Regions from separate parts of the Homo sapiens genome. Here region 2 is linked to region 1. The links are chromatin loops, found by intact Hi-C in ENCODE. Cell type or tissue: heart right ventricle. All regions are shown on one strand. Links, peaks and the distances in the headings refer to the core of each region. The heading gives the core; the rest is flanking DNA.

What was found. Hi-C counts contacts between places; a loop is a spot of excess contacts. Peaks named below come from ENCODE experiments on the same cell type or tissue, not always from the same donor. Only the 100,000 strongest peaks of a DNase experiment are listed, where the experiment ranks them.
Region 2: it touches region 1 in a loop (2.6-fold over the local background); 8 of 110 quality-filtered maps call a loop at or near these places.

Annotation. Positions count from the first base shown.
Region 1 is chr6:200,350-209,553 of GRCh38, forward strand. LINC03066 (long intergenic non-protein coding RNA 3066) reads right to left here and starts at 5,135. Exons shown (of 8, transcript NR_126020.1): 1 at 4,538-5,135. RefSeq lists an enhancer at 8,862-8,911. In heart right ventricle, for the core only: no CTCF peak of the experiment used is centred there; no DNase peak of the experiment used is centred there; H3K27me3 peaks cover 1,156 bases.
Region 2 is chr6:380,923-390,126 of GRCh38, forward strand. No RefSeq gene overlaps it. Among named protein-coding and RNA genes, the nearest start is that of IRF4, 6.2 kb to the right of the region's middle. RefSeq lists an enhancer at 8,800-8,849. In heart right ventricle, for the core only: no CTCF peak of the experiment used is centred there; no DNase peak of the experiment used is centred there; H3K27me3 peaks cover 3,783 bases.

The DNA.
Region 1 (9,204 bases), core at 2,864-6,863:
CTGCTCCTGGGATTGCTGAGATGTGGGGCTGGAGGTCACAGAGCCAGCCACGGAACAGCAACTGTGAGCCATCAGAAGCCACAGCACCCCATGCAGCAGGAAATTCTGAGGAAGCAACAGCTGATGAGGAAGAGGAAGGAGAAGAGAGAAAAGAGGTAACTTATTCCCATGAGGAGAAGCATCGAGGACACTCGGGGCCCACTGGTGGTGGCAGGGTGCATAGAGGATGAACTGGCAGCCAGAGGTGAGCACACTTTGGTCAGTGCCCAGTTAAAATGAATGTTTCCACTGAAAAATATCTCAAACCTTTGAAGAAAGGATTAAACTGTGCTTAGTATCTTCTGAGACACATAAAAGTAGTTAAAGCACTTTAGAAAGAATACCATCAAAATAAATTAAATTTCTTTTTTTTTTTTTTTGAGACAGAGTCTCCCTCTGTCACCCAGGCTGGAGTGCACTGGCACTATCACTAAACCTGTCTCCTGTGTTCAAGCGATTCTTTTGCCTCCATCTCCTGAGTAGCTGGGATTACAGGCATGCACCATCATGCCTGGCTAATTTTAGTAGAGATGTCGTTTTGCCATGTTGGCCAGGCTGGTCTCAAACTCCTGGCCTCAAGTGATCTGCCCATCTTGGCCTCCCAAAGTGCTGGGATTACAGATATGAACCACTACTCCCAGCCATGAGTCAAATTTTTAAAAGAATGCATTGTTTCTCAAGTCATGTCTCTTAATTAAAAAACGCACTTATGTGCTGGGTAAATGAGATATTATGTCTTCCAGGTTGAGAAATTATTATTATTTTTTTATTTTTATTTTTTTGAGACAGAGTCTCGCTCTGTTGCCAGGCAGATGGAGTGCAGTGGTGTGTTCTGGGCTCACTGCAACCTCTGTCTCCTGGATTCAAGTGATTCTCCTACCTCAGCCTCCTGAGTAGCTGAGACTACAGGTGCCCACCACCACACCCAGCTAATTTTTGTATTTTTAGTAGAGGTGGGGTTTCACCATGTTGACCAGGATGGTTTCTATCTCTTGACCTCATATCCACCCACCTTGGCCTCCCAAAGTGCTGGGATTACAGGTGTGAGCCACCATGCCCAGCTGACTGAAGGTTATTTTAACAGCTGATTAGGAAAAAAAAAGTGAGACTTCACATTAGGAAAAGTCCTCCCATCTACTGTCAGAACATGCCTGTGAAGGGTTTGAAATTTCTCTGAATTTTAGGTTCATAAACAATCAAAACAATCTTCAGCTCTGCCCAAAACAGGAAAACAGCTGGAACAATAAAAAGTAAAGGACCCTGTGATTCACAGAACCAAAGTGAATACAGCTGAAAGCAGACTGTGCCTTTAAGGTTGAGTTTATATTGAACACCTTGTTGAACAAGCAGGCAAAAATTTAGTCATCCAAACAGATCATGCTATTCTTAAGCCTTTGTTGGACTCTCATCTGCAGGCTGTGGTTCTAGGAATTTTGGTCAGAGTGGGCCGTGCTTGTTATTTTTCAACAGGTCAAGAAACAGTAGAAAAACAGCAGACTGTGAAAAAATACTTACAACAAAGGGTTAAGATCCTTAACATAAAAGAGCTCCTAAAAGACACCATGAAAAACAAAACAATTTGGCTACCAAAAAAAAAAAAAAAAATACAAGGCAAAAGATATCGTTATCCACACAATGGGTGGGCTTGGTCACTTGGTGGAGGACAACCACCCGCAGAGGATTTAGCAGGGAAATTTTACTACTTGCAAGGAGACCAGCGATAGCTCCCAAATCAGCACCTGCCCAAGCCAAGGGCCAGGTCAGGTTTTATAAGCAAAGGGTAATGACATGTGATCTGATTGGATATTGCAATGAGGTGATGCCTGGTGGCACAACCTGACTGGATCTTGCCATGGGGTGAGGCCAAAGCTCCATCCGATTGGATCCTGGATCCTGAATCCAGGCATGCAGTGTCCTCTTCTTAATTCAGTCCCTGGCTCTCAGTCTGAGCACTTAGGTTTGCCCTGTGGCTGCACACTTTGTTTACCTGGGTGTGCTCAGGCTATGTGAACTGAGGGTCCATGGCAACTGAACAACAACTCACAACTTTGTTACATAAAAGTCGAACCAGATTGGCCTGGTGTAGCTACCATAAGAGTAGGCAATTCAAAGAAGAATCATAAATGGCCAATAAGGATTTTAAAAAATTCTCAACCCTCCTGACGATCAGAAATATGCAAATCTGATAATAAGATACTCCCACTGATCAGATCAGCCAAAGTTAAAAGTATTCGCATTTGTGCACAACCTAGGGCACTGTGTGATCTGGGACCATTTGCATCAGAATCATCTAGTGGGCTTGTTTAAAGGCAGATTCCAATTGCCAAAACCTTGAAGGACCCAGATGTCCTTCAACTGGGTAACTGACAAACTGTGGTCCATCCATACCATGGAACACTACTCAGCACTAAAAAGGAACAAACCATTGATACAGACAATAACTCAGATGAATCTCATAGGCATTATTCTAAGTGAATGAAGCCAGGCTTGAATGTTACACACTGTATAATTCCAGACTTGAAAATAAAAAACCAATAGTGACAGAGAAAAGCCCTGTGTTTACCAAGGGAGTGAGGTGGGGTCAGGTGTGAGTAGAAATCGGTAGCTAAGGGAGCTTGTTGGGCTGGTGGAACTTTTCTGCATGCATTGTGGTGGTTACACAAATCCACTCCCTGTGCTAGAATTCATAAAACCCGCACACTCCACCACTGACCTCCACAAAGCCAAATTTACTGTGTAAAAAGTAAACAAACAAACACAACCCATATGAGTCCACCTCAGACCTAAACATCACAATCTCTAGGGAGGTGGGGCTGAGCTGATGGCTTTTCCTAACAAGCTCTCAGTGGTTCTCATGGACACTACGTTTTGAGGACCACTGGCTGGCATCACAATGGGGGTGAATGTGACTAGGAGGTTCTATCAAAACATAGAATGTGCCTACCCTCCACCCAGTGCTTGAACATCCCTTCCCCCTCATCACTCCGGGGAAGGATCCTGCTCAACACCCAACTACTCATTCAAACCTGGAACCCGAAACTTTAATGAAGGTTGCTCTACTGAGATTTTTCTCCCCACCGAACATGTCTGTGACCCACAAAGAAGCCCATGAAAGAAAGTGCCCAGAGAAACCAGAGCTGTGGAAGGCTGGCTCGACGGTGCCCCTCACTGCCCCTGAGAAAACAGACCCATTTCCTCTCTGCCCACCTCTTTCCCTGACATGTCCCCAGCAGCAGTCCTGTATTCCCAGTTCCTCTCAAGATGTTCTGAATAGTCTCTGGGTATCCTCTCATTGCCTTCAACTCAAGATATCTAAAACCAAAACTCATTGTCTTCCCACTCAAAACGTCCTCCCCTTTCTGCTGCCAACCCCAGTCAGTATTGTCTGCAGGCTTCCAGGCTTGGATCCTTGACTCACGGCCACCCAAGCTTCCTTCCCCCGTGTGCGATTAGTCAGTAAGTCTTAGTAGTGATGAGGGCTTCCTGCACCGTGACTGTCCGGCATGCTTTTTCCTCTCCCATTTCCTCAGCCACCAGCAATTCCAGGCCCCTCTTTACTTCGTATGTATTCTAGCGAGATCAACTGGCAAGACAAAGCTCAGACGTCACCTCCAGAAGGTTTTCATGGCTTGTGATAATCTGGCTTCACCTGTATTCTACTTCATGAGACAACTGACTATCTCGTGGCCTCTTCCCTGTGGCCTCCATCTCTCTTTGCAGCTCCAGTCCCTGGCACATGCTTGGCACACAGCTCACTGCAGCTGCTCAATGAGTTTTGTGGACTGGATGTTTGCTTGTGGGAAGTGGAAGCAGGGACCAGATGGATGGGCAGAAGGATTGTCCTATTCAAATATGCACTGGTGGTCCTGTCTTGTGTTTGGGCACCAGTTGAATCCAAGAGCTCTCAACCTGTGGAGTGTCGGATGAAATCTATGGAATCCCTCCTCAGAAAAGCAAATGAACCCACACAATGATGGCGCAGTTTCATTGTCATCAGCCTCCTGAGGCGTATCCACAATCACCAGGTCAGAAAACCCTGCTCCTTCCTTGCATTCAATTGGGCACATCACTATCAAATTAATTTTTCTGAAACACGACAAAATCTCATCAGAAATATACCACACTTTGTTGTCCCAAATGCTTGCCACCAGAAGTGTTTTGTATTTCAGATTTTTTGGATTTTGGAATCTTTGCATTATACTTACCAGTTTGGCATCCCTAATCCAAAACTCTGAAGTCAGATTAGCGATATTAAACCTGTACTAAGGAGAGCAATTCTGAATTTTTTGGCTTGGCAGCCACGGTTATTTTTGTGCCCCTCTAAATATACCTACTACCTACTATCCCCAGTGTGTAATCAGGCCATTGATGCCAGAGAGAGGTGTGAGTAGAATGATCACCAGTAGTGCCTGCCCTGAGAACGTGGCCACTGGTGCCCAGAGCAGAGTTGTCTGGGGACTGGCTGGAGGCCCATAGAGAGGCCCACACAAGAGCTCACCTGTGTTGACCAGCTCTCTTGCGTGCTCCAATTCCTATGCTGTTGCCTTGACTCAGCATGTGGTTCTCAGTGGGGTGATTCTTCCCTGCAGGTGACAAGTACTAATGTCTGCACACATTTACAACTAGGGAGGGAGTGCCACTGGCATTGAGTGGGTGGAGGCCAGGGATGCTGCTGAGCTTCCTGCATTGTACAGGACAGCCCCCACCACAAAGAACTTTCTGGCCCCAAGTGTGCATAGAAAAGATCCTGGTCTGCAGAGCCCTGTCCACCCATGGTCAATCCTGAAACTCTCCTTTGAGTCCCCCAGACTTTCCTGGGCCCTCCGGTCTTGCAGGATCTTCTCTTTCTTTCACACCTGTCCTTCCTGGGCAACATTTCTCCCCGACAAACCAGCGCCTGACCCTTGAGCAGGTCTCACCCAATCCTGCGCTTGTTTTAACCATATCCTTAGTTAGGTTCTAAGGTCATTGCGGGCAGGGAGGTTCATTTTCCTATAGGCCTGAGCACAAGGTCAGCGTGTGATAAATATGTGTTGACCCTCATAGATCCCTGAAGCACAGAATGAAAAATAAAATTGCTTAAATTTACTGATTTCAGGATATGGGAACAAAGGAATTGTGTTTAAATGTAAAAAAGAAGTTCTAGAATTTCCACAGAATTTACATTCTTCTTGTTGTAAGGAATATGCCTGGTAATGGAACTCAAATATCAGCTTGGATCGCCCTGGCCTTTGAAATTTGAGGTAAAATTAGGCTTAAGCCGTATCCAGCGCACAACAGAAACCTCAGTGTCTCCCACCCAGGGACTGTCTCGGAGGCTGTGTGTTCAGATGTCACTTCTGCCTCCCGGCATCTGCTCCTGAGTTTTCACTCTTCAGCCTCCCCTCCCAAGGCCTCCTTCCTACCCTGGCACTGGGCTTCTTGCCCCGTCCCCCTAGAATCCGTGGCACAGGGGCTTTATCTGTGTGGAGTCTCTACAGACGGTTAGAAACACAGAGTCAGCTAGAAATTAAGCAGTAGGCAGCTGTGATGTTTTTTGACAGCCTCATTTCTAAAACCCCTTCAGCAACCCCAGTCAAGGAGCTTCTCCCTCTAGACTCCAGCCTCCTGCTGAGTCACCTGCACCGTCTCTGCCTTCCTCCCCTTCCTCACATCCTCCCTGGCCCCATCTTCCAATTCCTCTGAACTTCTGCAGAGCAGCCAGCTCTTCCTCCAGCTTCAACTTCCCCACCCCAAGCAGGTGGGGCATCCTGACCCTGAGCAAAAGCAGTTCTCTCCCTAAGAAACACCGGTGACTTTTGTTCATGGCACTCCATGGATGCAAAGCTCTGAGTTCTGTTGAACAGGGACTCACCTACGAGTGGTGGTGCTATCAGCTGAGACGGGAAGCAGCACTCAGTAGAAGAAGAAAAGGCCTGGACTGGTGTGGGCATGCACTGGCTCGTGAGAAGCAGGGAAGGTCGCTCTTATGGGTCCCGTTTCTAAGTGACGTTCACGGCCTGGCTGTGTGTTGTCCAAGTGTTTTTCTTTCTTACCAAACCTTGGAGGTCTGGGAGCACCATATATGTCACACATGTGGGCAGGACTGGCCGTCGGGGCCGATGGGAGCTGCCTGGCGCACAAGTCCCTGGGGATGCCCATAAGTGCCTCACGTTGGCACTGAAGAAATGCAGACAGTGTGCCGCTTTGGGGAAGGCTTGTTGTTGCTGACTTTACACACACACACATATATATATACATACACACACACATATATACACATATATATGTATGTATACAGAGTGCTATAAAGTTATTCTTATTTTGTGAGTGATACAACCTTATTATTTAAAAATTAGGAAGAAAGTTAAAAAGAGGGTAAAACTCATATCTCTTCATGAGAAATGATCACTGTGACTATTTCAGCATACTTCCTCTGGCTCTGAGAAGAATCTTTAGGAAATAAGGAGCTTTTCATCTCCAGGGAGATGCCAGGGTCAGTTTCACCCCAAGGCAAAACCCTTCTCATTTTATGGGGCCAGATGCTGAAGATCAGAAACAGTTCGATCCTGCCCCGAGAAGGTGTCCGCCTCATCCTTGGAGTTAATGTGGCCACTTCCTAGGCAACTCAGAGGCTTTATGGGTCCTTTCGCCTCTTAAAATTAATTGAGTTATTCAGTAAATACAGGTTAAGCATCCCTAATCCAAAAATACAAAATGCTCCAAAACTGTTTTAGTACCAAAACGACCCTTAAAGAAGGCACTCACTGGAGCGTTTTGGATGTTGGATATCAGATTAGGGATGCTCAGCCAGAATGAATTCTGCAAATATTCCAAAATCAAAAAAAATTTGAAATCTGAAACACTTCTGGTTCCAAGTATTTCAAATAAGGGACACTCAACCTGCACTTAGTGAGTGATGCCAGGGAGTGGTACCAGTCACTGTTCTAGGCACTGAGGGTGCGTTGGAGACAAAGTGACAGCAACGTCCATGCTTCTTCCTCGCAGAGGACAGAGCCATGAGGAGGGAGAGTCTCTTCACTTCTCTGGGCCTTAGTTTCCTCCCCAGGCAAATAAACTGAGGAGGCTGTACCCAAATAAACATCGTCAGAGCTTAGGGGAATCATGTGGAGTGCCTGTTTGTCTTAAACACAAGCATTTCTTTAAGGTTCCTTAAAAAAAAAAAAGAAAAGAAAAGCTAAAAATGTTAATGACCTCTGCATTTTATTTTCTGGTATGTCCAGGTTTTTTGTTTTTGTTTTTAGACAGAGTTTTGTTCTGTCGCTCAGGCTGGACAGATCACGCAGTGGCATGATTTTGGCTCACTGCAACCTCCACCTCCCGGATTAAGTGATTCTCCTGCCTCAGCCTCCTGAGTACCTGAGATTACAGGCACCCACCATCACAGTCAGCTAATTTTTGTATTTTCAGTAGAGATGGGGTTTCACCATGTTGCCCAGGCTGGTCTTGAACTCCTGACCTCAAATGATCTACCCGCCTCAGCATCCCAAAGTGCTGGGATTACAGGCATGAGCCACTGCTCCTGGCCATATGTCCAGGTATTTTTAAATATAAAAACAAAATTTGGCCAGGTGCAGTGGCTCATGCTTGTAATCTCAGCACTTTGTGAGGCTAAGGTAGGCAGATCACCTGAGGCCAGGAGTTCGAGACCAGCCTGGGCAACATGGTGAAACCCCGTCTCTACTGAAAATACAAAAATTAGCCAGGCCTGATGGCCCATGCTTTTAATCCCAGCTACTCGGGAGGCTGAGGCAGGAGAATCACTTGAACCCAGTAGGCGGAGGTTGCAGTGAGCCGAGATCACACCACTGCACTCCAGCCTGGGCAACAGAACAAGACTTCATCTCAAAAAACAAACAAACAAACAAACAAAATAAACCCCACAAAATTTAAAATTCTTTGTAGAGTAGAAATGATGCTCTGGGAAAATACCCCCTGGGCAGGTGGTGGCTGCACATCCACTCTGGGAAAGACTCTTCAGCTCGAAGATGGAGACCCTCTTTTCCTGCTCTCACACAACATGGGGATAACGTTGACGCGTTCTTGGTAGGCAGTGCAGTAGGCAACATATCCAGACGCTGGGTGCCAGTGGTAGGCAGGAGAAACCACCGAGTGGGAGCAGATTTTCAGAAAAGGGAAACTAGAAAAAAACTTCCCAGCTGTGTCTCAGACAGGCCCTGTGGTCTGAGCTCCCATCCTTGACAAATGAGATTACTGAATGCGTGTTTAGCAGTTCCAAACGCTATTCATGATCCGACGTGACCCTCTAGTCTCTCAGACAGAGCGCAGCCCTGTTGCACAGGTGTGGAAATGGAAGCAAACAGGGAAGGTAACTTGCTGAAGGTCACACAAGCAGGACCTCGAACCATGGCCCCTAACACCGATCGGGCACTTCTTCCCCTGTTCTGTTTCTCCTCTCTGGGACCTAAAATCCCTAAAAATTCCCTAAAAGTGGAGGTGTGCTGGAAGAGTCACAGATGGCTCTGTTTTGTTTATCAGGAAATTGAGCAAGGTGCCTAACGGAAACCAAAAGGGCACCGGGGCACGTACACATGCCCTGACTTTGTTTCTCTCTTTGGCTGGTGTAACTGCTGCTACATGGACAGCGGAGCACACTGATGACTTCACAAGACTGATGCTGAGCGCCCCTCCTTGCGGCAGATCCTGCACCTCCTTCTTCTCCACACTCACTTGCAGGCATAGGTTGCTGCCTGGCTGGTTCCATGTCACCGGGTCTCTACCCTGAGCCCGTTGCAACACAGTCAGGGCTCCCAGGGTAAACTATGCTGGGAGTCCCCTAGGAAGAAGAAAGGGGAAGGGCTGAATTCTAAAGAAAGCCCAAGACCTCTTCATGAAGCACCTCTCTTTCTCTGCTTTAGAGATTGCCCCAGGGCTGCTGGGGCCGAGCACCAGCTCCCCATCAAGGCCCTGGAGAGGCGCTGGCAGCTTTCTGTCTTCTCTGCAGACCTTTGGTTCCTCCTGCCCCTCGTCCTTGGCAGAAGGAGCCTCAGTTTCCCAGTCTGTAAGGTGCCAATAATCATAAGCTACCTCAATGGTGTTTTCCTTTGAATTTTGAGAATTTTGAGAATGGAAACTTGACTATCTTCATCTCTCTTCCTATACCCCCCATTGACACGTGAATCAGCGTTTCTCAGAATACTGCAG
Region 2 (9,204 bases), core at 2,573-6,572, 180 kb after region 1:
CACAGGCCAGGGCACCACTCCGGAGCAGGGACTCAGAAAAAGGCAGAGGAGTGTTCCCTGGCACATGGGGAGTGCAGCATGAGATACCAGTCAGGAGGGGTGGAGGGAAAGAGGGCGCGTCGCGTCAGCAGGACGGGCAGTGGCCCCGCACCCCGCAGCATGGCTCCCGCTTACATTTCTCTGAGAGGCCTGGTCACACCATAGGTTTCGTGGTCCCTGGAAAAGTAGAGTCCCTCCTGGGGTTGCACAGTGCATGTTGGGACATCTTCCTCCACTACACAAAATGAAAAAGCCAACAGAAATCTCGCTCCGACTGCCACAAGGATGCATCCTCTGTAACTCTCAAGTGTCCTTCTGATGCCAGATGGCTCCGTTTTAACCGGGATATCAAAATGAACACATCCTGGAACTTAACTTTGCAACTGGAACTTGAACTTGATTTTCAAATGGAATTCAGAAGTTTCCATGAAATAGAAAAGGAGGGTGGTTTATAATGCATAAACCAGACTGGTAGAGGAGAAGAATGTATTAGGGGCTTTTTATTACAGACAGTATAAAAAGAAGTCAGGAAAGAGTACAAACTTCACCCCCAAAAGGAAGGTATATAACTTACAAAATAAAAAGTTCACATAAATCACAAATTAGCAACATTTAACATTTTAAGCTTCCCAAAAGTTCTGTGCAGCTCACCCTTGATGAACATACCCAGATGGAACCAGGAAGAATTAATTTGTGAAACTGTGACCATCTCATCAGAGACTGCAGCCACCCATGAGTGTTCAAGTAAAGCAAAATACATCTGCCAAAGAAGTGTAATTAAAATATTCACAGCATAACTCCTGAGATCTTATCTTTGATATAAGTTAGCTCCATTTACACTTAGCAGATAATACCAAATTAAAACAGAGACTGAATTCAGTGAGCAGAGAAAACAGCCTAGCCCATGGATTTGTTCTCAATGCACTGCCTCCTGGCTTTGGTGATTTTGCAAAGAACTGAAAGAAAAAGCACAACATTCAGAATAGAAAGGGAATTTCTGAAGGGAGTTTCATAACTGAAATTTCAGTTTGAACTGGATGAGGGACGCTGTTTAGTTCAGTGACCACTGAGGACCTCCGGCAGGCTTCGGGGTGTACAAAGACAGCCAGGATTCAGCCCGCCTCAGTGGAGGGCCCCACAGCACAAAGGCACCAAGAAGGGATAGCAAGAGGACAGCCAGAGTGCCCACAAGCTCGGCAGGAAGGAGGCTCACATCGCCGCGGAAGTCTCGTGATGGTTCTGGTAGAATCGTCCTCTTGAAACCTTCTGCTGCCATTATTGGGTGCTGTCCAATATGCCTTACGCAAAACACTGACAATAGCATACACCTTTCCAGAATGCCGGCACGCGCTGTGCAATGCCCAAACTGTCCCTGTGAGTTGAATGCCCCTGGCAGGATGCGTGTCCACTCCCGCAGGGCCGTGGGTGCCTCCCTTGTCTCACTCCTCTGCTTCAACCCTTCCCAGAACTCTGAAGGTTTGAGATGAAATGACTGAGCCACACCTAGTGCAGGAATGAGCACCAGGGCCTCTCTGCAACGGCTGCTTAAGGGCCACAGGATAAGCATAGTGTGGCGCCCCCAGTTATTCCCTGTTTCGCTCATTGGACCACCCTGATAGGCTTCAGGGAGGCAGGAACCTCCTCTAAGGCAGCAGGAGAGGGGTGGATGGGGCAGCCAACAGGTGCATCTCATGCCTCCGTGTTCTCCATAGGGAGGGAGGTGGGCTAAGAGGCGAGTGGGGCAGAGGCCTGGGCCAGCGTGAAGTGTCAGGAGTAAGGGGGGAGAAGACTGGAGGGGGCAAATCCAGGAGGCAGCTGAGGCTGCACTGTGCAAATACAAGCCCGGTTACGTCTGTGTAGCTTAGCTTCCCCAGCCCACCTGAGCCAGAGCTGGGTCTGCCCGTGCTCCCGCTTCTATTGACATCCAGCAACTCCAAATGACCTCTCCCATATCAATGGGCTCATCTCCGAAGCCGAATCTTATAGCCTGCTTCTCCTCCCCACCAGGCTATAGTGGGAAATCATTGAGGAAACTATGGTTGAATGCATCGCACGGCCTCTCTGGTGTCTGAGAGAAGCTTCATAGCCAGCAGGCTGCCCCTGGTGGGCAGGTGCCGCATGGAGGTACCACGCCTCCCGTGCAGCGAGTAAGAAGGGCAAGGAGAGCTTGTCAGGGGAGTGGGCCAGGCTATCACATCAGATGGGCCAGGCCTCGCATCGCTCTCTGCATCCTAAGCAACGTCTGGACTTGAGTGCGTGGGTTTGTGGTACTGCAATGCCACAGTACCTTGGGGAGCCCCCAGGCAAGCCAAGAAAGTTCTGGGAGGCCACAGCCCTTCACTCAAGTTCAAAGGTTCAAAGCAGGGATTCTGTGTCACACTTGCGAAGGTGCCCACCCCAACAGAAGCTGTGGCTCTGCAGGACACGTGCGGGGTAGACCTCTAAGGCCTTGTCCCAGTGGAAATGCCCTCCCACTTGGCCTGGGTAGCTGCTCACGCTTCTGAAACGGGAAAAATCAACTGCATTCCTGAATGGGAGCCTCAGAGCATTAGAAAAGATAATGTTCTGATTTTTTAAAGCTAAACGTATATGGAAGGAAGCTGAAAGAGGACTTTTGATGAGTCACCTAATGTTGATGTTGAAATAAACCTAATGACCCTCTGGCTAAAATCTGTTCTCATTTGGGAAGCACCTGAACCCTCATTCTCCCGCCACTGCTCTGACCTCTGGAAAGCAAGGAGCAAAGGCACACTCAGCAGCTCCCGCTCCAAAATGCTCTCCCGAGTCCTCCCAAGCAGCCAGAGGACGACTCCACACCCAGAACCCAGAGTGGCCTGGGAACCAGGCCTCAGGTTCCTGGCCCATTTGTCATCGCCCAGGGTCCTCCTGCCAGGAATCCCCCCACATCCTGCCCTGCCTAGAGAAGCCCAGCTCTTCCATCAAAGTTCTGCTCAAATGTCACTGCATGTTACGTCTTCCTCACACACTCCCACTAGCCTTACTGCATCATGCTTGGTTTGCTGAGCTATGTGTGGGGTCTTTCCTTGCCAACCCTTCTTTCCCTGAGAGGTGCAATGACCTCATATTGAGGCTGTCCACTCCCCCACTCCCGACCCCATCCACCAAGCCTGGGAGGCACTGGCTTAATGCATCATGGTTAAAAGAAATGGATGGTTGAATTGCACAGAGAAGACACTGTGCCCCAGGAGATGTGCCTTGCACAAGATCCCTGCAGCACATGCTGGGAGGCTCTGCCCGGGTAGCACTTAGGAAAGAAGGATGTATGCCCTGGGCTGCTGGGAGCACTGTGGGAACTCTGGGATCCCCCTCCTCCTAAGGGCTGTGCTACCCTGATTTGGAAACAATACAGAGGCTTCTCTCCTGCAAGAAAACATGCCCCCTGCCCACCCAGGATCCACCTGGCTGGGGAATCTGCCTAGCTGGGGACCAGGTGGGCATGCTAAGGAGGAATGGGGCTGTGTCTGAAAGAAAGAGATGCCAGCAGGATCCAGGAGAGCAGTCACGGTCCTGGGGTCTGAGAGTGCTGGGCCAAGGAGGTATGGGGAGCATAGATTCATATAAGAGAGAGTGGTTCAGTCTGTGGCCATGCTCCTGGGACACAGCACTGAGCACCCAGCAAGGCCCCAAGAGATGCTGAAACACACAGCTAGGATGGCTCCCAGGAACGTGAGACAGCATTAACCACAGGAAGCCAGGCAGAAGTGCTGCAGCCAGGGCGTGCTGTGGGAGAAGGGCTGGGAGGATGCAGCTCGCTCGCACACTGCGTCAGAAACCTTCACATAGTGCTTGTCCTCAGTACGAGCCAAGGTGGGGGTGAGGAACGGCCCACTTACCAAAACTCTCAGAGACCCCTTGGGGAATTTGTGCTTCTTGTTTCTGCAAGTTTCCAGGAGACACAGAAAGGGTGCCACTAGACTCTAAGCTGTGGGAGGCCTCTGGGAGGCTCCTTGGGTGGAGCTTAGCAGCAAGAAGGCATGTTGACCTTGGTCATCAGGAGGTGTGGAGCTGCTGCTATACAATGGGGCAGGACCCCGGCAACCCATCCGGGCACCTCTTGGCTCTCCCTGTGTGTACTGATGGAAAATGGTATGTGGAGGTGCAGCACCCCTGGACCAGGAAGGGCACCGTGACCAGTTCAAAGCCCTCAAGGATGAAGGCTTGGGTATGGCCACTGAGCTGTAGTTGAAAGGTGGGAGCATCTAGAAAGGACAGAGCAGGAGGCGCTCACGAGTCTTCACTGGCGTTCCAGCTGCAGGGGCTGAGGCTGGAATCTGTTCCACTAACTTTCCTCTTCTAAGTTTTCTCCAGGATAAAGTTGCTATTTGAATTTCAGATAAACAACAAGTAGTTTCTTTAGTGTAAGTACGTCCCAAATATTGCATGGAATACACCTATACTAAAACAAGTTATTCAATGTTTATCAGAAATGCCAATTTAACTGGGAGTTTTGCATTTTTATTTGCTAAAACTGGCAACCCTCCTCCAGGGATGGAGGCCCACTGGAACCAGGAGGAGCTGCCCTCAGGAGCTATGAGAGGAAATGGATCACAGCAGAACGAGGTGTAGACTTGGGTGGATGTTGCTGTGCACTGCTTGGATTCCCACTTGGGAGTGAGAGGTTCATTCCCTCGGGTACTGAGACTGCTCCTGGGAGGTGGTTCTCAGCAGGCAGCCTTCTGTGGCGATGGCTCCAGCTGGAGAAAACGAACTTCCCAGGTCACGTCTCCTCTAGAGGCAGCTGGCACCCAATGCTAGCTCAGTCAGGGCTGCGGGGGCCCTATCCCTTCACTCCACGCTGGAACAGGCTCGTCCTAGCTCCAGAGCTTTCTGCAGCATTGACTGGAGTCCATTTGGCTTGGCGTTGCATCACGGGCACCTCTCGGCCCAGTTCTGCTCCCTTCCCCTTGACTCCAACCAAGCATGCTCCCTAATCATACATGCTGACCTCCATCTCAGAGTCTGCCACCGTCCCTGTTAAAGGCTGAAGGAGGACTAGGATCACTGTCAACAAAAGCATGACCCAAGAGGCAAGACACAGTCATGTTTATAGCATATTACTATGAGCCACTCACTACTTCTAGATGTCACGGTTCAAAGGTGATTGAAAGAAACTCTGTGTTTCCCAATGCCTGCTGGATAAATAACTCAGCATGGATGGTGAGACAGCATCTCTAACTTCGCCTGTCTCCCCGGTAATCGTGTTCCTCCTCCTCACTTCTTTATCAGGGTTCTTGGTAATAGTAGTCCCCCCTTATTCTCAGGGGATAGATATGTTCCAAAACCCCTAGCAGATGCCTGAAATAGAAGACAGTACTGAGCCCCTTATAGACTATGTTTTTTTCTGTACGTACATAGCTAGGATAAAGTGTAACTTATAAATTAGGCACAGTGAGAGATTAACAACACTAATAATAACACCAAGCAATGATGACCATACGCTGTAATGAAAGCTGTGGATGTTGTTGCTCTCTCCAACATCTCACTGCATGGCACTTGCCCTCTAATGGCCTGATGGCTGCCACATGGCTGATGGGCCAGCAGCATATACAGTGGGGTCTGCTGGACAAAGCAGTGGTTCACATCCCAGAAGGGATGAAGCGGGACCCTGCGCGATGTCACCACCCTGCAAAGAATGGCATGCAACTTCAAACACAAAGTGTTGATTTCTGGAATTTTCCATTTCTTATTTTCAGACTGAGGTTGCCCTCAGGTAACTGAAACTGTGGAAAGGGAAACGGTGGATACAGGGGACTCCTGTGTCATTCCCCATCCTGGAAACCCTCCAGCAACCCCTGACTCCCCGACCGCCCCACCCCCTGCCGAGCACGTCTACTCAGCCCCATAACTGCTTGTCCTTCCCTCCTCTGCCACCCATGCACCTGCCCGTCTGAGAGCTCTCTACCTCACCCCGAGGCCTCCCCGGCCTCCTGGCCATTGTTCTCTCTCGGGCGGTACCCACACTATGGCCAGATAATTCCTCCTTTACTGTAGTTCTTACCTTATTACGGGGGAATATGAGCCAAAGCCATGTAACTCGCTGCCGGGCAGGAACTAACAGAGCCAGCACATGCTTCTCCCGTACCCTTCTCTCCATCAGGTGGCCAGGAATGTTCCGGATCCCCGTGGCTTTGCCATGGATATCTCATTTGAACAAGAAGTAACCCCCCCCCCAGAATCTCAGGGGGTCTCGTTACCACAGCATAACCTAACCTTTCTAGAAAGATACACTCCTCTATCCAGCATGCCTAGAGTCTTATGTGTGACAAGTGACGGTATGCTGTTTCACAAAATTTCGCTGAAAGAGCCGTTGATGAACTTTAGAATAACCCAACATTAGGCGCTGTTACAAATGGGTGGAATTAGACAAAGCCGTTTGCCTTTCACCTCTTGCTTCAGTTTTCAGAAAATTGCCCAAAGGTATTGCAAACCATTTGCGTTTTCATTGGCTTGGTTAAGGAGTTGGCAGTGTCAACTGGCCCTGTGTAAAGCCACGTCACTGTTTCTGTAGAGAGCATGACACGTCAGAGAGGTGGGAAGTGTTGCCAGGACTCTTCTTAGAATGCTGGCAAGAAGAGCAGGCGAAAAGGGAAGAGCTGTTTATAAACAGGGAAAGGAGACATCACCTCGTATCCTTGGCTTCTCATTACGTCATCGATTACAATCACAAGTCTCATTTCCTACAAGCCTGAAAGCGGGTTCTTCTCTGCATGTAGGAAAAAGCCCCGCTTACTAACTCTGCCCTCAAAGAGATCACAAGCTGGTCCTGAACGCCCTGTGCCCTGGGAATGCTTACTGTCGAAGCTCTGCAAATTTTCTCATTGAAGGCACTCAGGGCATTCTGCTAATTAAATTAGGAAAATGTGTACAGCTCTACTTGAAAAAATCCAGGTTTATGCTCTGTATTCTATTACCAAAGAATTTATCACTTTTCAAATAACATTCAATTATTTTAAACTGAGTGTGCAGTGAGAGCATTTATAATATAATCTCATTTCCAGAGTGTTCCATCCCAACTCCTCTCTGGTATAAGTAGCTTAGAAGGTTAGATTTTTTTTTTCCAGAGGATTAAACATTCGAGAAGAGTGGCTAAGAGGCAGCACCAGGTTTCTCTCATTTCCTCAAAGAGAATTTAGCCTTGTGAAGAAGAATAAAGTGAAGGTCAATGGTTAGATCCATGGCTTAAAAATAAAATGCAGCTTTCCTTACTCTGAATTTACCATAACCAAAAAGGCCACGAGGCAGCCATTAATGATCCTAAGTTGCAACAGAAAGAAAAAAACACCTACTTAGGGTTAAACGAGGATTCAGTGGTCACTTGCCGCCGGCCTCCACTTCACAGGGGCGGAGGATGAGGCCAGGGAAGACTTTCTTACCCACACTGACCTGACCAGAGATGAAACTCCCCCTCCTATGACAGCCTGCACTCAGAGGCTGATTCTGAAATAGTCATGCCAAATGCAGCCAATCCCTGTGTACAAGGAGAAAAAATAGTTCCTCAGAGCTGTGTCCTTGGGCCAGCCATCTGGACCTCTCACAATCTCTTTCGTTCTCCCTACACTTGGGCTGAATCCCGCCTTCCTTGCCTGCCAGGTTTGGTTTGGGGGCCAAATGAGTGAAAGTCCGTGAGATACCCCTAAGTATTGAAGTGCGTAGTAAATGATAATAGCCCTGATTTGTTGAACATGATGATGTGCCAGGCATTGCGCAAAGCATCATTTCATCATCACAACAAACACTGCTGGGAGGCAGGGACACCCCCACCCTCCTTGTACACCCAGAAGTAGGACTTTGGTTAAATGGCTCTCCCAAGGCCTCACAGCCTTAAAAACTCAAGCACTTATTTAATCCCCAATGATACTACCTTTTGGCCATGCAATGTGTCATGGCCAGTAATTAGATTTGCAAACACATATAACCAAAGAGGATTAGAAGAGACATATATTCTATATAAATTACATGAAAATAGCACTTTCAGTATTTTCCTGATTTTTTCTGGTAATTAAAAATGATTGCCCTTTATATTTCTTTATGGATACAGTTGCATTGTTTTTAGCCAATTGTAGCCCCCCCCTTTAAAGAGTGAATTAGTGGGAAAATAGTGTTATCCAAGATTTTAAGAATCTAGTGTGTGTGTTTGTGTGTGTAGGATGGGTTTTTCTGAAATATTTTACTTGCATGTGAATGTATAATTTTAAAGATTGGCTTTTAAAATACTGAATTGAGGTAAATTCAGCTTTTCTTGCAGACTCTTTACGATAAATGTGAAATTGAAAATGGAAATGCTCCATTCAGATGGTGTGCCGACTACAACCTCAACATACGGATAATTCACTAAATAAGTAACTTCCTCGTGGAATATCACGGTCAGCCTTTGTTTTGGGTACACATTCAATGAACTGGTTTCCTATTAGTTTCTGCTTGTCAACAAGTTGTGTCATTTACTGATAAATATCCAGCCTTTTACTAAGGAATACCGATTTTCTCAAGTCTCAGTGTGTGGAGGGGGTGGGAGTTTGGTGGGGAAGCTTTTCAATTTGAGAACCTTTGCCGTTTTTTGTTTCAATCGTGACTAAGATATAAAAGTCCTTGGTCACCACTGCCAGCTGCTACCTGTTCACTGCCTCCCTGACGGGTAATGAGGCCATCCGGAGTTTTAGTGATTAAAATGTTTTATTACTTGTATTCACATCATCATTAAGAAAAATAACTTCTAGTGGATCAATATGGCAAATGAGTAAACCAGAAGATGGCGTTGAAGATTAGCAATTACATTTAAAAACAAGGTAGTGGTGTGAAGGCTCAGAGTTTCACACAACGACTGTTGTTCTGAACTAAAAGCAGAGGATGTGGATGAGTGAGGGGAGGGTATGTTGAAAATGACTAAACCCGGTGCAGAGGACACGTATACGAAAGTGCAAAAAGCTCTCATTTGCCATTTTTTGTCCTCAGCAAACTCCTCTCTGGTATGTTTGTGAACGTTTGAGGGAAAGGTAACACTGATTAAAATATAATGCAACAAGAAGGCAACGATCTTTGCTTTGTTCACTGATGTGTTCCAAGTGCCTAGGACGGTTCCTGACAAGTAGCAGGTGCTCAAAATACATTTGTCAAGTGAATAAATCTGTGAAAGGAAAGGAAGAAAAA